Regions from separate parts of the Homo sapiens genome. Here region 1 is linked to region 2. A link is a loop called in an ENCODE intact Hi-C map of the cell type or tissue named here. Cell type or tissue: stomach. All regions are shown on one strand. Each heading gives the region's core, and the rest is flanking DNA. Links, peaks and the distances in the headings are about the cores only.

The links. Peaks named below come from ENCODE experiments on the same cell type or tissue, not always from the same donor. Only the 100,000 strongest peaks of a DNase experiment are listed, where the experiment ranks them.
Region 1: it touches region 2 in a loop (1.9-fold over the local background); 9 of 110 quality-filtered maps call a loop at or near these places.

The regions. Positions count from the first base shown.
Region 1 is chr17:2,099,965-2,109,486 of GRCh38, forward strand. All of the region lies in intron 13 of SMG6 (SMG6 nonsense mediated mRNA decay factor), which reads right to left. SMG6-AS1 (SMG6 antisense RNA 1) reads left to right here. Exons shown (of 2, transcript NR_199038.1): 2 at 1,158-2,339. Among named protein-coding and RNA genes, the nearest start is that of SMG6-AS1, 15 kb to the left of the region's middle. In stomach, for the core only: no CTCF peak of the experiment used is centred there; no DNase peak of the experiment used is centred there; H3K27ac peaks cover 3,033 bases.
Region 2 is chr17:2,152,634-2,162,155 of GRCh38, forward strand. All of the region lies in intron 13 of SMG6 (SMG6 nonsense mediated mRNA decay factor), which reads right to left. Among named protein-coding and RNA genes, the nearest start is that of SMG6-AS1, 68 kb to the left of the region's middle. In stomach, for the core only: no CTCF peak of the experiment used is centred there; a DNase peak (open chromatin) is centred at 5,558; H3K27ac peaks cover 619 bases.

The DNA of each region.
Region 1 (9,522 bases), core at 604-8,603, 53 kb before region 2:
TGATCCTTCCATCTCAGCCTCCTGAGTAGCTGGGACTACAGGTGCCTGCCACCATGCCCAGGTAATTTTTATCTTTTTTTTTTTTTTTTTCGAGACAGTGTCTTGCTTTGTTGCCCAGGCTGGCGTGCAGTGGCACAATCTTGGCTCACTGAAATCTCCACCTCCCAGATCTAAGCAATTCTTCTGCCTCAGCCTCCTGGGCAACAGGGATTACAGGCAAGTGCCACCATACCCAGCTAGTTTTTGTATTTTTTGTAGAGATGAGGTTTTGCCATGTTGGCCAGGCTAGTCTCAAACTCCTGGCCTCAAATGACTCGCCCGCCTCGGCCTTCCAAAGTGTTCAAGTACAGGAGTGAGCCACCGTCCCTGGCCTAATCTTTGTATTTTTTTTAGAGATGGGTTTTCACCACATTGGCCAGTCTGGGCTTGAACTCCTGGCCTCAAGTGATCTGCCCTCCTTCACCTACCAAAGTGCTGGGATTATAGGCATAAGCCACTGGTGCCCGACTTTGTTTGTTTTCTTTTTACCTAACACTACTCCTTGGCTATGGATTCCACTTTGAATTCAATGAATTAGTATTTCTTGAGATAGGACCTTAGAATGTGTACTTTTAAACATTTTATTCTATGAGACAGGGTTTTGCTCTCTCACCTAGGCTGGAGTGCTGTGGTGTAAACACGGCTCACTGCAGTCTCAACCTATCGAGTAGCTGGGAATACAGGCGCACACCATCACATCCAGCTAATTTTTAAAAAATGTTTTGTAGAGATGGGGTCTCGCGATATTGAACAGGCTGGTCTTGAACTCCCAGGCTCAAGAGATCCCCCTGCTTCAGCTTCCCAAAGTGCTAGGATTACAGGTGTGAGCCACAGCACCTGGCCAGAATGTATTGCACAGGCTGGTCTTGAACTCCTAGGCTCAAGAGATCCCCCTGCTTCAGCCTCCCAAAGTGCTGGGATTACAGGTGTGGGCCACAGCACCTGGCCAGAATGTGTGTAAGTGTTCCAGGTACTTATGAACACTGAGTTTTAGAATTACTGCTTTAAAGGATGGAAGGTTAGGTCAAAGTGGTCACAATTTTACTAGACTCTTCAAAATGCAACTCTATTTTTCAAAGGTGCAAACACTACTACTATCTATATATTTTTTGAGACAGGGTCTTGCTCTGTCACCCAGGCTGGAGTACAGTGGCGTGATCAAAGCTCACTGCAACCTTGAACTCCTGGACTCAAGTAATCCTCCTGCCTCAGCCTCCCAAGTGGCTGGGACGACAGTCATGCATCACCATGCCCAGCTAATTTTTGAATTTTTATTTTTGTAGAGATGGGGCCTCGCTATGCTGCCAGGACTGGTCTTGAACTCCTGGTCTCAAGCAGTCCTTCTGCTTTGGCCTCCCAAAGTGTTGGGGTTACAGCCGTGAGCCACTGCACCCAACCTACTTTATATTTTTCATGATACTTTTAGGATCTAGAAATCCTCTGCACTCTTTGATGCAGTTACTACATCCAGATGATGTAGATGAGGAAACTAAAATTCAAATAAATTCAATGACATTCTCAGGAGAACTAAGATCCAAAGCCAGATAAAATGACTTCCTCATTCAAGGTTTACCAGCTCACCAGCGCTACCTTCCTGGAAGAGTGCCATCGGCCTTCCGGGACGTAATAAAACCTGCTGCATGCCTCACTCACCCTTCGCAGCCACAGCGAACACCGAGCGAATGGTTACTACAAGCCAGGCACTGTGCCAAATGCTTTACACGAACCAACTCGTGATCCCCACAACCTCATGAAGTAGATACTGTCACTGCTTCGATTATAGAGGTGAGGAAATTAAGGCACAGAGAAGTAACTTGCTCAGGAAATGCAGCCAGTAACTGCAGGGGCCGGACTGTTCTAACTGCCACAGCTCTCCATGATCCAGAACATTCACAGGTGTTTCAGAGACCCTCACCATCTCCCCAAGGAGAAAGCTCTTCTCTTGCCTGGAAATTCACAGAAGAAGAGAAAAAGGCAGCCTCTCAGAGCTGATTTCTTGAAGACTGAACTCTTCTGGGCATGGTGCACTCCTCCTGGGTGGGTGACACGCCACAGTCTAGGACAAGCAGGGCCTAGTGGAACGACAGTGTCGTGGCCTCCTAACTTGTGTGCTCTCAGGCAAATTACTGAGCCCTGTCTGCAAGATGCTAATAACTCTGAAGATCTATATTCCTAGTCCTTTACAAAATTTTATTATAAATTGACAATTTATATTTGTGTTTATTTACAAGGGTACAAAGTGATATATTTTATGAATACAATGTATAATAATTAAACCCAGCTAATTAACATACCCATCACCTCAAATACTTATCATTTTATTGTGGTGAGAAAATTTGAAATTTACTCTTAAAGGAATTTTTTTTTCTTTTAGACAGGGTCTTGCTCTGTCACCCAGGCTGGAGTGCAGTGGTGTGATCAAGACTCACTGCAGTCTTCACTTCCCAGGCTCAAGTGATCTTCCCGCCTCAGCCTCCCAAGTAGCTGGGACTACAGGCGTGGACCACCACATCCTGCTAATTTCATTTTTTTTTTTTTTTTTTTTTTTTTTAGAGATGAGGTCTCACTATGTTGCCCAGGCTGGTTTGAGCTCCTGGTGTCAAGTGATCATCCTGCCTCAGCCTCGCAAAATGTTGGGATTACAGTTGTGAGTGACCACGTCTGACCTCTTAAAGCAATTTTAAATGTACAGTGCTGTATTTTTATGCTCACCATGCTGTTCAACAGATCTCAGAAAAACACACACCCATCTTTCTCCCATGGAACTGACGCTTTGAACCCTTTGACCATCATCTCCCCATTTCCCAGCCTCTGTAGCCACCATCCTACTCTCTGCTTTTATGAGCTGGACTCTTTCAGATTCTACATGTAAGTGAGAACATATGGTATGTGTCTTTCCGTGCCTGGCTTATTTCACTCAGCATAATGCTCTTCAATTCCACCCATGTTGCTGAAAACAACAGAATTTCTTTTTAAAGGCCAAATAGTACTCCATTGTGTGTATGTCCCACCTTTTCTTTATCCATTCATCTGTTGATGGACACTCAGACTAATTCCATAACTTGGTTATTGTGACTAATGCTGCAGTGAACCTGGGAGTCCAGACATCTCTTCAACCAACTGATTTCAAATCTTTTGGGTGAATGCCCAGAATTGGGATTACTCTCTTTCCATTCTTACAGGTTTCTGTGATTCTGGGCAGTCATCTTGGAAAGGAGGAAAGGATCGTTCTGCCACTGAGCTTGATGGAGGAGCTCAGCTCTGTCATAGGGGACAGTGCCAAGAGCTGGGCTTGGCCTTTTTGGAAGGGTTAAAGATTCAGAATGCGAACTAACAGTGAGAGGCTAGAGATTACTCTGATGGAAAAGGGTGGTATAGGTTACTCTCATATGATAAGCCACTCAGGAAGACTTGGAGGGTTTTATGGAATCATTAGCACAGAGCTCCCCTCTGGCCACAGAGCAGAGGAAGAAACAGCGGACCAGTTTATAAAGCTACAGAGCGGAAAATTTCTGTTGCTGTCCAAACTAAGTTTTTGGCTTTCTGTGAAGCTTGGAAAGACTTATACTGATGTTTTAATCACCTGTTTAGTGTTCTGAGGACTCTTGTCAGCGGCCTCACTGAGCTTGCTCCAGCAGGCAGTGGGGAACGGCTGGCTCTCGCCCCACGCTCTTCTTGTGAGCTGTTTCTTTCCCATGACCACCTCCAACACCCTGTAGCTCCCATTGGGCCACTTGGAGGGTATAAGCCAAACCTGTGAGCCCTATAGGAGACTGAGCACACTCTTTTGGGCTAACTCATCACCGGATCTAAAGTCAGGAAAGACCCCTTAATAAGAGCCTTGGTGCAAAGAGGTAAGAAGTCGTCTCAAGATTAGTCTGCCAGCAACACCTCTGTGATGGCACAGAGAAAGCAGGCTTGACTTCCAGGAGAATCACCATCAACACATTCTTTTTTTTTTTTTTTCAGTTGGAATCTTGTTCTGTAGCCCAGGCAGGAGTGTAATGGCACGATCTCAGCTCACTGCAACCTCTGCTTCCCAGGTTCAAGTCATTCTCCTGCCTCAGCCTCCCGAGTAGCTGGGACTACAGGCGCCCACCACCTCGCCCGGCTAATTTTTTGTATTTTTAGTAGAGACGGGGTTTCACCATGTTAGCCAGGATGGTCTTGATCTCCTGACCTCGTGATCCGCCCACCTCGGCCTCCCAAAGTGCTGGGATTACAGGCGTGAGCCACCGCGCCCGGCCACACCTGGCTAATTTTTGTATTTTTAGTACAGACAGGGTTTCACCATGTTGGCCAGGCAGGTCACGAATTCCTGATTTCAAGGGTTCCGTCTGCCTCAGCTTCCCAAATTGCTGGGATTACAAGCTTGAGCCACTGTGCCTGGCCACCATCCAGACATTCTAAAGCACTTGGGTATTTATTGTGAAAAGAAGTCCTCACAAGTGACAATGCATACTGAACAAATTCAGGGCAGGGAAAGTTCTAGAAAGAAAAACCCATGAGCATGCCAGAAGCTCTTTAAAGAGGTTAAGGGGGTTGAAAAAAAAAAAGGTTCAGGGTAGTGGCAGGTAGAGCAAGTTAGCATCTTACTTCCTCTGCAATTTTCATTGATCACGCTTTCTTGGTGGCCTAAATATCCCATTTTACTGGGAAAGCTGTGGTGTAGATGAAGTGGTGACAGATGGTTACTAGGAATTATGTTATTTCATTTGATTATCATGGTAATCCTGTGAGACAGGAAGAGGAAACTAAAGCTCAGAAAAAGCAAGTGATGAAGTGATGAAGCTGGGCTTTGAACCCAGATTTGTCTTACTCCAAAGTTTGTGCTCAGTTCATTATATTATAATATGGCCTCTTATGAAGGTAATGGCACTTTCACAAAGAGTATAGGGAAAGGTCTCTACTTCAAGTCATCTTTTTTTTTGGGAGACAAGGTCACACTCTGTTGCCCAGGCTGAGTGCAATGGTGTGATCTTGGCTCACTGCAGCCTCAACCTCCCAGGTTCAAGTGATCCTCCCACTTCAGCCTCCTGAACATCTAGGACTACAGGTATGCACCACCACACCCAGCTAATTTTTTTTTTTTTTTTTTTTTTTTGTAGAGATGGGGTCTCACCATGTTACCCAGGCTGCTCTCAAACTCCTGGACTCAAGCAATCCTCCCGCCTCGACCTCCCAAAGTGCTGGGATTACAGGCGTGAGCCACTGCACTCAGCCTACTTCAAGTCTTTCTCACTTAAAAAATATTACACTCAGCCGGGCGTGGTGGCTCACACCTGTAATCCCAGCACTTTGGGAGGCCAAGGTGGGTGGATCACCTGAGGTCAGGAGTTTGAGACCAGCCTGGCCAACATGGTGAAACCCAATCTCTACTAAAAATACAAAAATTAGCCGGGCGTGGTGGCAGGTGCCTGTAATCCCAGCTACCTGGGAGGCTAAGGCAGAATTGCTTGAACTTGGGAGGCGGAGAGTGCAGTGAGCCAAGACCGCGCCACTGCACTCCAGCCTGAGCAACAAGAGCAAAACTCTGTCTCAAAAATAAATAAATAAATAAATAAATAACACTTGCCCAGACTCAGCAGTAGCCTAAAGGCCCTCAGGACAGAAGAAACAGTTCTGACGAATTTGCCTTTAGAGGAACACAAATTGAATGGGTGCTTGGCTAAGCTACAGGCAAGAAAAGAAATACTGAAATTTAAAATTTCTCAGGATACCTGCCCTAAAAAGAGTTCTATCACTTAGATTCATTTCATTTCACTGGACATAATATGGGCAAAACCTCAGCTGAATACTTGATGAGCTGAATGAATATAGGAAACTAGTAACTGCCAGATGTTAAGTTTTAAGACCTATATGTGGGTAACCTCTGAAAGTTGTCTGCACCACAGCCTTGAACTTTTCTACTGAATGTAAAGAGTAAAGTCCATCATGAAGACAGGAAAATGGAAATCAAAGCTCCCTCCTGATACTTGGCACCCAAAGGCTCCACAAATCTGTCAATCCAAGTAACTTTTACTTTGCAAGCAACAGGGTGTGTTACTTATCTGGCAACGCTTGATCTTGGAGAAGGTATGAAGGAGGAGAAGAGAGAATAATAGTTTACTTCTCAGTGGAAAAACCAGGCTTAAGGAGGAGATACTGATTTCTGATTGAGTTCTCAGGGAGACCTTCTCTGCCATAGAATTTTCCCTTTCCACCCCATCACTTTTCTTCTTGTCTCTTTTCTTACTAAGGGAAGTTTCTTCAAACTGCTGTCTCTGGCTCAAAGTTAATTTCCCTTTGGCCAAAGCACTCTGCACATGCCATTGTTCCATGCCCTGTTATGCCAGAGTTCAAGCAGATAAGCCACCAACGTGCCTTTTAATAAAGGAAGGGAGGGGGGTCTCTCAAGGGAACTCTGCTTACTGGGGGAAAAGAGAGTCCTATAGCAGCAAAGGCACATACTACCATTCCTCGGTGACCTCAGAGGAGTCTATTTACAAAGGCTATAGTTAGAGAGGAAAGGGCAAGAAGGAAGGGAAAGAGAGGGAGACCATGACCAGAGAGGTCTTATGTCCCACAGGAATAACTCCGAGGACAAGGGAAAGGCTGTCCTGTCACAAGGGCAAAATTAACCAGACCCAGCCGATTATGAGAGAGGGAAGGAGGATGCTGGGAACATGAAGGGGGCAAAGCTTACAGGCCACTACATATATGGGGGAATGCAGGAGGAAAATGTTTCAAAGCTGATGACAAGGCAGACAGGAAACCTCCGTGTCCCTGCTGACAGGAAAGAAAGAGTGAAAGAAATTCTGGGATCTTCTCTCTAGGCAGGAATTTTTTTTTTTTTTTTGAGACAGAGTCTCGGTTTGTCGCCCAGGCTGGAATGCAATTGTGCGATCTCGGCTCACTGCAACCTCCGCCTCCCGGGTTCTAGCAATTCTCCTGCCTCAGTCTCCCAAGTAGCTGGGATTACAGGCATGTGCCACCACGCCTGGCTGAGTTTTGTATTTTTAGTAGAGACGTTTAGTATTTCAGTACTTAGTAGTTTAGTATTTTAGCCTGACATGTTGGTCATGCTAGTCTTGAACTCCTGACCTCAGGTGATCTGCCCACCTTGGCCTCCCAAAGTGCTGGGATTATAGGTGTGAGCCACTGTGCCCAGACTCTATGCAGGATTCCTAATAGGCATGTGAAGTTCCCTGTCTTCCCATGGGTGTGCTGACAGCTGGAAATCCTGCCCTTTGGGTCAGGCAGGGCAGGGATCTAGACCTCTCGGGAGTTCATGAAGAGGTTCACTAAGGACTGAAACCATGATCCCAAACACAAATGGGGACTGTCATTTCCTGTTGGGTTTCCATGCTGTAAAAAAGTGGGGGAGAAATGCCAGCTACGAAGTACTATGTCTTCTATGGAAAATGGAGTATGCAGTGTATCTGGCTCCTGGTTCTGACTTGTAAATCTAAGTGAGAACTAGTTGTTAGCTGCTAGAGGATTATAGTGTTAAACAGACATTCTACCACCCAACCTGCCAGCCTTTCTGCTCACTGTCTCTGGGCCTCTAGGTAGCTGATGACACAGTTGTCTTGAGCCTCCATAGGAAGGGCAGTCTTGGGCTGGGGCAGCTCCTCTGGGCACTAGTTCACTGCTCTGTGTTCTTAAACAGCTCTGATGGAACAAGCCATCTGTGAGGGTTATTTAACTTGGAGCTGGAAGAGGGTGAGGATGTGGAAAAAATAAACTGAACAGCCAATGGATGGGGCCAGAGAGAGAGAGAAGGCAGGTGGCATGTTCATGGGACTGCGTGCCAGGGCCAAGCGGGGTGGGACTGCAGAAAGGAATGGTGCCGAAAGGAGGCCAGCATGGGAGGGGCTGGAACACCCAGGACAGCAGAATTTTATTTCCAAAATGGTATTTTGTTGTTCTCCTTCAAGGGCACCCAAGTCCTCACTTTAGAGTTCTATTTCTGGGAGAATCTTGGAATAGTGTAACTAAGCACACCTGCCTCGCCTTCTGAAAAGCTACCTGAACCTTGCCCAATTTCTGAGCCTTAGCCTACAAGATAAATCTAACAGGTTTTTTTTTGTTTTGTTTTGTTTTTTACATCCAATGCCTCAAAATAATGGCAACAGCTAAGTGGGTAGAAAACGGAAATGAAGGATTACAGAGAATTTGCATGAATTACAGAAAACAGCTATAGAAACTACAGGATGATCCAGAAGGAGACATGGGAATCTGATGTGTGACTGAGTTGTAACTGGACCTCTTTGGAGTCTTCTTAGCCACTCTCCAATCCCCAGCGTCCACTATGAAAACACATATTGAAACTTTCATTTTTAAAAATCTTGCCAGGCGCAGTGACTCACGCCTGTAATCCCAGGCCTTTGAAAGGCCGAGGCGGGCGGGTAACTTGAGGTCAGGTGTTCGAGACCAGCCTGGCCAACATAGTGAAACCCTGTCTCTACTAAAAATACAAAAATTAACCAGGCCCACGCCTGCAAACCTGCAGGTGCACACCTGCAGTCCCAGCTACCCAGGAGGCTGAGGCAGAAGAATTGCTTGAATCTGGGAGGCAGAGGTTGTAGTGAGCCGAGATTGTGTCACTGCACTCCAGCCTGGGCCACAAAGCGAGACTCTGTCTCAGATAATAATAATAATAAAAAAATTCTGAGCCAGGTGTGGTGGCTCATCCCTTTAATTCCAGAACTTTGGGAGGCCAAGGTGGGTGGATCACCTGAGGGTTAGGAGTTTGAGAACAGCCTGGCCAATACAGCGAAGACCCGTCTCTGCTAAAAATATAAAAAAATTAGTCGCGCATGGTGGCGGGCGCCTGTAATCGCAGCTACTCGGGAGGCTGAGGTGGTAGAATCACTTGAATCCAGGAGTTGGAGGTTGCAGTGAGTTGAGGATTACACCACTGCACTCCAGCCTGGGCGACAGAGCAAAAAAACCTAGGCATTTTCACTTATTTTATCTCATTTAATCCTTACTAAAATCTTATGAAATAACTAATGTCATCCCCATTTTTCAGAGAGTAAACTCAACCCCAGAGACAATACATTAATTATCTGGCGTTTTCTCATGACTAGCACAGAGCATAATAAAGGCTATGACATCTATCTAGAACAGGAAGATGTATTTTTCTGCAGGTTGTCCTGGCAAAATAGCATTAGAGTTGACAGTATCTCATCTGATCCATTCCTGATTACCAAGTCTATGTAGTATATTCTCACAGGATTTGAAAAAGAGACCAAAAAGCTGCTGTTAGAATATATGTCTCTCTTTTTTTTTTTGAGATGGAGACTTGCTTTGTCACCCAGGCTGGAGTGCGGTGGCACAATCTTGGCTCACTCCAACCTCCACCTCCTGGGTTCAAGTGATTCTCGTGCCTCAGCCTCGTAAGTAGCTGTGATTATAGGCGCGTGCCACCACGCCTGGTTAATTTTTGTATTTTTAGTAGAGACAGGGTTTCGCCATGTTGGCCAGCCTGGTCTTGAA
Region 2 (9,522 bases), core at 1,093-9,092:
AAAATCACAAGGTACCTAGTATAATTATTAAAAAACAAACAAACTGACAGGATCAAGTGCTGATAATGATGCCAGAACAGGAACTGCTCGTGCAATACGGTGCAGCCACTTTGTAAAACAGTTTGCTGGTCTCTAGCGAAGTTAAACATACTCTTATCACATAAACCACCCGTTCCACTCCTAAGTATTTATCCAAGAGAAATGAAAACCTAAGTTCATTTAAGAAACGTAAAGACTGATGCACAAATGTTTACAGCAGTTCTATCCATGACCACCAAAAACTGCAAATAGCCCAAATGTTCAACTGGTGAATGGATAAACAAATCATAGTGTATGTATACAATGGAATACTACTCTGCAACAAAAAAGAACATATGATTGATATAGGCAACAGCATGCATGAATCTCAAATGTATTACGCTATGCGAAAAGAAGCCAGACTCAAGAGCTCTATATCAAGCTTATCCAACCCGTGGCCCACGCAGCCCAACGCAAATTTATAAACTTTCTTAAAATACTATGAGATGTTTTTTGAGACTTTTTTTTAAAGCTTATTAGCTATCGTTAGTGTTAGTGTAGTCTATGTGTGGCCCAAGACAATTCTTCCAATGTGGCCCAGGGAAGCCAAAAGATTGGCACCCCTGCTCTATGTACTGTATGATTTTATTTATACGTCATTCTGGAAAAAGCTAAGTTACAGAGACAGAAAACATCAGAAGTTGTCAGGGACTGGGGTTGGGAAGGGAGCTGGTTGCATGAGGGAATTTTTGGGGGTGTTGAAAATGGTCTATATCTTAATTGTAGTGATGGTTACATGAAAGTATGTGTTTCTCAAAACTGTACAACAGAGTGAATTTTAACTTATGCAAACCCGCCCATCTTGGTTGCTAAGAGTCTCTATGGCACAGGGGTAAACTGGTGGAACGCCACTCCACGCGGTGACTGGGGGAACCTGGGGATGCATGTAGAGTGTGACGGTGACTGGGGAACCTGGGGATGCATGTAGAGTGTGACGGTGACTGGGGGAACCTGGGGATGCATGTAGAGTGTGACGGTGACTGGGGAACCTGGGGATGCATGTAGAGTGTGACGGTGACGGGGGAACCTGGGGATGCATCTAGAGTGTGACGGTGACTGGGAAACCTGGGGATGCACGTAGAGTGTGATGGTGACTGGGGGAACCTGGGGATGCATGTAGAGTGTGACGGTGACTGGGAAACCTGGGGATGCACGTAGAGTGTGCGGTGACGGGGGAACCTGGGGAGGCACGTAGAGTGTGACGGTGACGGGGGAACCTGGGGATGCACGTAGAGTGTGACGGTGACTGGGGAACCTGGGGATGCATGTAGAGTGTGACGGTGACTGGGGAAACCTGGGGATGCATGTAGAGTGTGACGGTGACTGGGGAACCTGGGGATGCATATAGAGTGTGACGGTGACTGGGGGAACCTGGGGATGCATGTAGAGTGTGACGGTGACTGGGGAACCTGGGGATGCATGTAGAGTGTGACGGTGACTGGGAAACCTGAGGATGCACGTAGAGTGTGACGGTGACGGGGGAACCTGGGGATGCACGCAGAGTGTGACGGTGACTGGGAAACCTGGGGATGCATCTAGAGTGTGACGGTGACTGGGAAACCTGGGGATGCATCTAGAGTGTGACGGTGACTGGGAAACCTGGGGATGCATGTAGAGTGTGACGGTGACGGGGGGGAATCTGGGGATGCATCTAGAGTGTGACGGGGCTGAGGGAGGGCCCACTTTCACCTTGAAATTACAGACAACACTATAAAACAGACAAAGATTTATGTTGGAAAAAAAGAATTTTATGCCCTTTGTCCTTCAACTTTTTCCTTGTTGTAGAGACAATACAACCTTCTTTAGAGATTACAAAGGTATGAAATCTCAGCCTGGTATTCCTCCTCCCTTTACATGTCCTGTTTCACTTAGGCAGAGGTCTCTGTTTCTCCAAAAGAGCAAAGTGTATATTCAAGCTGAAATCAGAGGCCTAGACTAACTAGAGGCCTGCTGGCTGGAAGGGATTAATGTGCACAGAACTTAATAAAAATGAATACTGAAACTATTGTTAATAATAAACACCTGCTAACCTCTAATTAAAAAGTATAAGGACAGCATGGTGGCTGTAATCACAGCACTTTGGGAGGCCAAGGTGGGTGAACTGCTTGAGCTCAGGACTTCAAGACCAGCCTGGGCAACATGGTGAAATCTCATCTCTACAAAAAAATACAAAAATTAGCGGGGTGTGGTAGCATGTACCTGTGGTCCCAGCTACTCAGAAGCTGAGGTGGGAGGATCCCTTGAGCTCAGAAGGTTGAGGCCACAGTGAGCCACTGCATTCCAGCACTGGCAACAAAACAAGATGTTGTCTCAAAAAAAACAAAGTATACTCTGAGAAAAAAAATTTTTTTTTTTTTTTGAGATGGAGTCTCACTCCATCACCCAGGCTGGAGTGCAGTGGTGGGATCTCAGCTCACTGCAACCTCCACCTTGCTGGTTCAAGTGATTCTCCTGCCTTAGCACCCCTAGCAGCTGGGATTACTGGGATTACAGGTGTGCGCCACCATGCCCGGCTACTTTTTGTATTTTTAGTAGAGACAGGGTTTCACCATGTTGGTCAGGCTGGTCTCAAGCTCCTGACCTCAGGTGATCTGCCCGCCTCAGCTTTCCAAAGTGCTGGGATTATAGGCGTGAGCCACGGCGAATGAACCAAGAAATCTGTCATGTTTTCAGTGGGTAAGGGAAAAAACATAAAGTATCCATGTGAAAATAAAGTTTCTCTTCATGTCATTAACAATAAAATGATGAGGATAGCCACCTCCAAAGATATAGCAGATTAAATGAAAAAGTATGCCTCTTATAATGAGGTTACATGACCATAAGGAGCAAGTAGGTTCCATGGAAAAAGATGTGTGTTACAGCAGTACCCAGAAAGCTATGAAAGCAGTGAGCCTGAAGAAGAGAACACATCCCACTCCTACCATAGTGTCTGATCTCCACGCCTCTGCTTCACAACTTAGTCCTTCTAGCACTTTTTGGGTGCTTCAAGAGAGGAAGGAAATGGTACAGAAACGCAGCTTGTACATAAAGGGCACAAGCATGTAAGCATATGCACACATACAAATGCAGAGAAAAGGTCTTTTCATTTAAATGGAGGAAGCTGCCATGTCTACCTCTATAAGCAAAAGTATTAATCATCCACCGTCTGGTTTTAATCCACACGCTCCTGATCCTGCATTTGAATGTATTGTTATCAGGGGAAGAAGCATTTCTGCTCAATCTTATTCACCAGCCAAAAACCTGAAAATGTGAAAACCACATTGGTAGGGTACCTTCTTGGGGACCCAGAAAACTGAGCTGAGCTGCTCTTTTACTGTTTTCTTTACCTTTTTTTTTTTTTTTTTAAAATAATGAACAAATGTCAATTTCAGGGGCACTCAGATTAGATAGAGCTCAGGCCGGGTGCCGTGGTTCACGCCTGTAATCCCAGCACTTCGGGAAGCTGAGGTGGGCAGATCATTTGAGGTCAGGAGTTCGAGACCATCCTGGGCAACATAATGAAACTCTGTCTCTACTAAAAATACAAAAAAAATTAGCCGGGCGTGGTCAGTGGGTGCCTGTAACCCCAGCTACTCCGGAGGCTGAGGCAGGAGAATCGCTTGAACTCGGGAGGTGGAGGATGAAGTGAGCTGAGATTGCACCACTGTACTTCACCCTGGGCAACAGAGAGACACTCCTTCTCAAAAAAAAAAAAAAAAAAAAAAAAAAAAAGAGTTAAAAGCTCAAACTACAGGTCCTTCTATCTTAGAGTGACACTATCCTCAGGGAAATTAGCATCTTTTCTTCTGTTATTTCCCAAAGAGATCCAGCCACACACAACTTGACTAACATCAGCCTGTCAGATGCAAGACTGGGCACCCAGGTGCATCCCTTATGAGCATTTACAAATGAAATGCCAAGCCCAAACAGCAAGCCTTTCCCTCCTGTCTCTGTTTTGTTTTTTTTTGCTTGTTTGTTTTTTGAGACAGGGTCTTGCTGTGTAACCCAGGCTACAGTGCAGTGGCACGATCACTGCTCACTGTAGCCTCGACCTTCCAGGCTCAAGCAATCCTCCCACTTCAGCCTCCAAGTAGCTGGGACTACAAGCATGCAACGCCATGCCTGGCTAATTTTTATTTTTTTGTGGTGACAAGGTCTCACTATGTTGCCCAGACTGGTCTCGAACTTCTGGGCTCGAGCGATCCTCCCGCTTTAGCTTCCCAAAGTGCTGGGATTACAGGCATGGTGTCACCGGGTGTGTCTCCATTCTTCTAGTTCATGCTTTGCTAACAGTAAGGGAAGGGTTTAAAAAAGTGTTTGTATGTATCTCAGCATGTTTCTTCCACTGTTTGTGCTAGAGACCCTCCCTCCTCCTAAGGGTTAACCTAAAAAGGTTCCCAAAGTCCGTATGTGGGCTGAAGTACCTTCTTCAAAGCCATTAGTCACCAACCTTGCAGTCTTACTCCAGACTGCACACGGGGCCACCCATGACACAAAAACTCTGGCAAGATTAGGGGCTAGCAAGAGCAGAAGAAACCACAATATGCCTGAGACTCCCAGGAGAACAGTGACTAGTGCTGGTAGGGAACAGACTGACAGACAAAGCAGACAGACTCTAACCAGGCCTCGCTCTGTTTTCGATGCAACACAAATGTTTTCCATTAAAAGTTCCCTGCCCCACAAACACTCATACATGCAGCTATGAACTCCACATACTCAACTTCTGCTTTTCTGGCACACTGACCCAACTACCTCTCCTGTTCCTCTGGAAGAGAGCAAAGATGAGGGTAAACAGATTTTGGTACCCCTATCACAAAGGTAAGTGGAAGGGAACCACAATTAGAAGCATGCTTACTAAGTACCACCCAACATGAGTATGACTGAGCAGGCCAAAGGGAAGAAGGCAGAAAGCATGGACTTTCCTTTTGCCAAAACCAATCCTGTCTAGCTTTGGATCTTACTGTTTGGCTCTCATGCTTTCAGCTTAAAGTTAGGCTTAACTTTGTAGTAAAGTCTGCAAATGATCTTCATCAGGAGGTGTTGGTCACCAATAAAACCAAAACAGGCAAAAACCTCAGAACACTCATTACAAAGTCTGCAAAATTCTAGTACTAAGCAATCAGGGAATGCTGGCTGATTTGTAACCTGTATTTCAAATGCTTAGAACCAGCTGGGTATTGCAATGGCGACAAGAAGCTGAATTAGAAATCCCTAAACCATCAGCAAGCTCTCCTCCCACCACCAGTAGAACCTGGCCCAGGTGCATTTCTAACCAAAGTCACAGGAGTGGGACACATAAATGTTTGAGTAATTCCTTAAAAGAAAAGAAACCACAAGTAAGAATTTAAGGGAGTAATAAAAAGGGGTGAACATTGAAAAGAAGGGAAGAAGTTAATTTTTTAAATGGCATGTGAGAAATAAAAAGGAAATCCCCTGTTCAGGCAGCTCTGGAGTTCCCTAATTGCACAAGAGCAAAGGACACCCCCACGGAACATGTATGCCTTCTGAAGCCATTGCTCAACCTACACTCATTGTGCAATTTCAATCTTCCAAAGTTTTTTGCTGCACATATGCAAACCACGTTTTCCTCTGCATTCTAGAATTAAGAACAGTTTATCATTATTCTCTTCACTTTAGAGAGGGGTGTATGCATGAGCCAAAAAAGAAAAAAAAAAGTATTGCTAGATAAGCATTCACTACAAATGAGGTTTTATATTATTTCATCTGGTTATTTCTGAGTTTACTGGTAGTTAAGAAACACTTGAATTCACTCTTAGGCAGCTAAAGATTCATTTTTCCTGTCACTGACAATAATGATATCACAAAAAATAGCCCACGAAAACATCAAACCTTCAAAAGCCTTTGTCCTAAATGATGGCAATTCTAGAGTATTTGAAACAGTTAAAAGTGGAAGTCCCTACTGTGTAGTCAAAATTCCACCGGAAGGCTAAGCGCCGTGGCTCATGCCTATAATCCCAGCACTTTGGGAGGCTAAGGCAGGTAGATCGCTGGAGATCAGGAGTTGAGACCAGCCTGGGCAACATGGCGAAACCATGGCTCTACGAAAATTACAAAAATTAGACAGGTGTGGTGGCGTGCACCCATAGTCCCAGCTACTGGGGAGGCTAAGGTGGGAGGATCCCTTGGGAAACAGAGCAAGACCCTGTTTCAAAAAAAAAAAAAAAAAGTTTGCTGTTCAAGACTATGTTTAAAAAAAAAAAAAAAAGGCAAACCAGTCACAGACCACGAGAAATATTCACAGGATGTATATCTGACAAGTATTTGTGTCAAGAATATTTGAAGAACTCTTATAACTCAATAAGAAAACACCCCAATGTTTAAAAATGGCCAACAGATTAGAACATTTCCCAAATGAGGATATAATAATTGTCAGTAAACTCATAAAAAGATGCTCATCATTATTCAGGAAAATGACTATTAAAACTATGGCCAGGCACAGTGGCTCACGCCTGTAATCTCAGCACTTTGGGAGGCCGAGGCGGGTGGATCATTTGAGGTCAGAAGTTCGAGACCAGTCTGGCCAACATGGTGAAACCCTGTCTCTGCTAAAAATATGTAAAAAAATTAGGTGGGTGTGTGGTGGCATGCTACAGCTGTAATCCCAGCTACTTGAGAGGCTGAGGTAGGAGAATTGCTTTAACCCAGGAGACGGAGGCTGCAGTGAGCTGAGATCACGCCACTACACTCCAGTGTGGGTGACAGCGAGACTCTGTCTCAAACAAACAAACAAAAAAACCCTCCAAAAACATAAAACCAAAATGAGATACTACTTCACACTTACTAGCATGTCTAAAACTATAAAGATCAGAAATACCAAGTGTTGGCAAGAATATGAGCAACTAGAACGCTCACATATTGCTAGTGGGAGTATAAAAGGGTGTAATCACTTCAAAAAAGTTTGGAAGCTTCTTTTAAAGTTAGATATATACTTAAATGACTAAGCAATTCTACTCCTGGATATTTATCCAAGAGAAATGAAAATATATGACCACAAAAAAACCTGTACATTAATGTTCACAGTATCTTTTTCATAACCCCTCCAAAATAAAAACAGCCAAAATATCTATCAACAAGTGAATGGATAAACTGTGATATATCCATACAATGGAATACTACTCATCAATAAACGACTGAAAAAATATAATGCCCAATATGGATGAATCTCAGACGTTATGCTGAGTGACAAAACAAAGACATAAGAGTATATACTATATGATTCCATGTATATGAAATTTTATAACAGGCAAATCTAATCTATAGTGAGAATAATTAGATCAGTAGCTGCCTGGGGCAGGGAGTAGGATGGGGGATAGAGGCACTTGGGAACATTTTGTGGAGAAGGAAATATTCTATACCTTGATTGAAGTGGTCCTTATGCAGAATATATAAATATTCTGTATCTTGATACGGGTATATATACACCCATACATTCAAATGTATACCTTTCATTGTATGTAAATATATATTAGTAAGTTGATTAATGAAGTAAAGGTATTAACTATAAATTTATTTTTAATTAATTTTTTTGAGACAGATCTCACTCTATTGCCCAGGCTGGAGTGCAGTGGTGCAATCTCAGCTCACTGCAGCCTCCGCCTCCTGGGTTCAAGTGATTCTTGTGCCTCAGCCTCCCAAGTAGCTGGGATTACAGGGTGCACAACCAAACCTGGTTAATTTTTGTATTTTTAGTAGAGACAGGGTTTCACCATACTGCCCAGGCTAGTCTCGAACCCCTGACCTCTGGTGAACCGCCTGCCTCGGCCTCCCAAAGTGCTGGGATTACAGGCATGAGCCACCGCGCCTGGCCTTCAATTGTTTTGAATATCTAAAATTATGGGCTGGGTACAGTGGCTCATGCCTGTAATTCCAGCACTTTAGGATGCCAAGGCAGGAGGATCACCTAAACCTAGGAGTTCAAGGCCAGCCCAGGCAACATAGTGGGACCCCGTTTCCACAAAAAATTTAAAAATTAGCCAGGTGTGATGGCGTGCGCCTATAGTCCCCAGCTACTCAAGGGACTGAGGTGGGAGGATTGCTTGAGCCTGGGAAGTCAAGGCTGCAGTGAGCCATGATTGTATCACTGCCCTCCACCCTGGACAACAGGGCAAGACCCTGTCTCAAAAAAATAAATAAAATAAAAGTAAATATAATTATGAAGTAAAAATATATATTCTTTTACATATATGATATTATATTAGTAAAGAAAACTAAAAAGGGTGAGACAAAAAGTACCAGGGCAGAAGTTTAAATCAAAGTTTCTTTTTCTATCATACATTCTCCTCTTAACCAATTTTAATTTTATATTTATTAAGTCTTGAGACAAAGGTTGTATGTATGTATGTAGGTAGGTAGGTAGGAAGGCTAGGCAGGTAGGCATGCTCACATAACTGACCCTTTTTTTTTTTTTTTTTTAGAGATGGAGTTTTGCTCTGGTTGCCCAGGCTGGAGTGCAGGGGCGCGATCTTGGCTCACTGCAACCTCTGCCTCCTGGGTTCAAGCAATTCTGCCTCAGCCTCCCGAGTAGCTGGGATTACAGGCGTGCATCACCAAGCCTGGCTAATTTTGTACTTTTAGTAGAGATGGGGTTTCATCATGTTGGCCAGACTGTTCTCAAACTCCCGACCTCAGGTTGATCAGCCTGCCTCGGCCTCTCAAAGTGCTAGGATTACAGGCATGAGCCACCAATCCCGGCCTTTATTTATTTATTTTTTTTTTTGAGACAGAGTCTCACACACTGTCACCCGGGCTGGAGTGCAATGGTGCGACCTCGGCTCACTAATCTTCAGGTTTTCATATACCAGTCATCATCATTAATTACTGTTCATCTATAAGCAATCTTGCCTCCAAAGTTTGGAGTCCAGGACATTGTCCTGATCTTCTGGTCCTCAGACATTGCACTGCCACTACTCTTATATTTTTGCCCTTGAACACACCTCCTAAATGATGTAGATAAGACTACATACATTTAGTACCACTCAGAGCACTCTCAAGTCTCAAGGATTTGTCTAAAAAAAAAAAAAATCAAATTCTCTCTTCAAAGACTCAAATTCTAGACTTTGAGGTGCTTTTGAATCCAGGGCATTCCAAGATTTGAAGAACATTCAATCCAGAGGGAAAGATGCTGATAAATTCAGTCTGAGCATTCTATTCCACTCATATGAACCTTTCCTTCTTTGTTTATCCTCGGGAACTATTCTGAGTCCCTTTAAATATCTATGAAATGATAGAGAGGGAGGTCTAAGAAGGAGAAACTATCTCAAAGGGTAAGAACAAAAGACTTATGTGTAAGGCTCCCTGAGATGGCATCGTTTATACAACAGATAAAAGTCAATAACTTCCTATAAAACATCTAATGATTGAGGACTAAACAAATATTATAATATATTCATACAATATTGTGCAGCTCTTAAATTCATGTTATAGGTAAACATGGAAATATATATT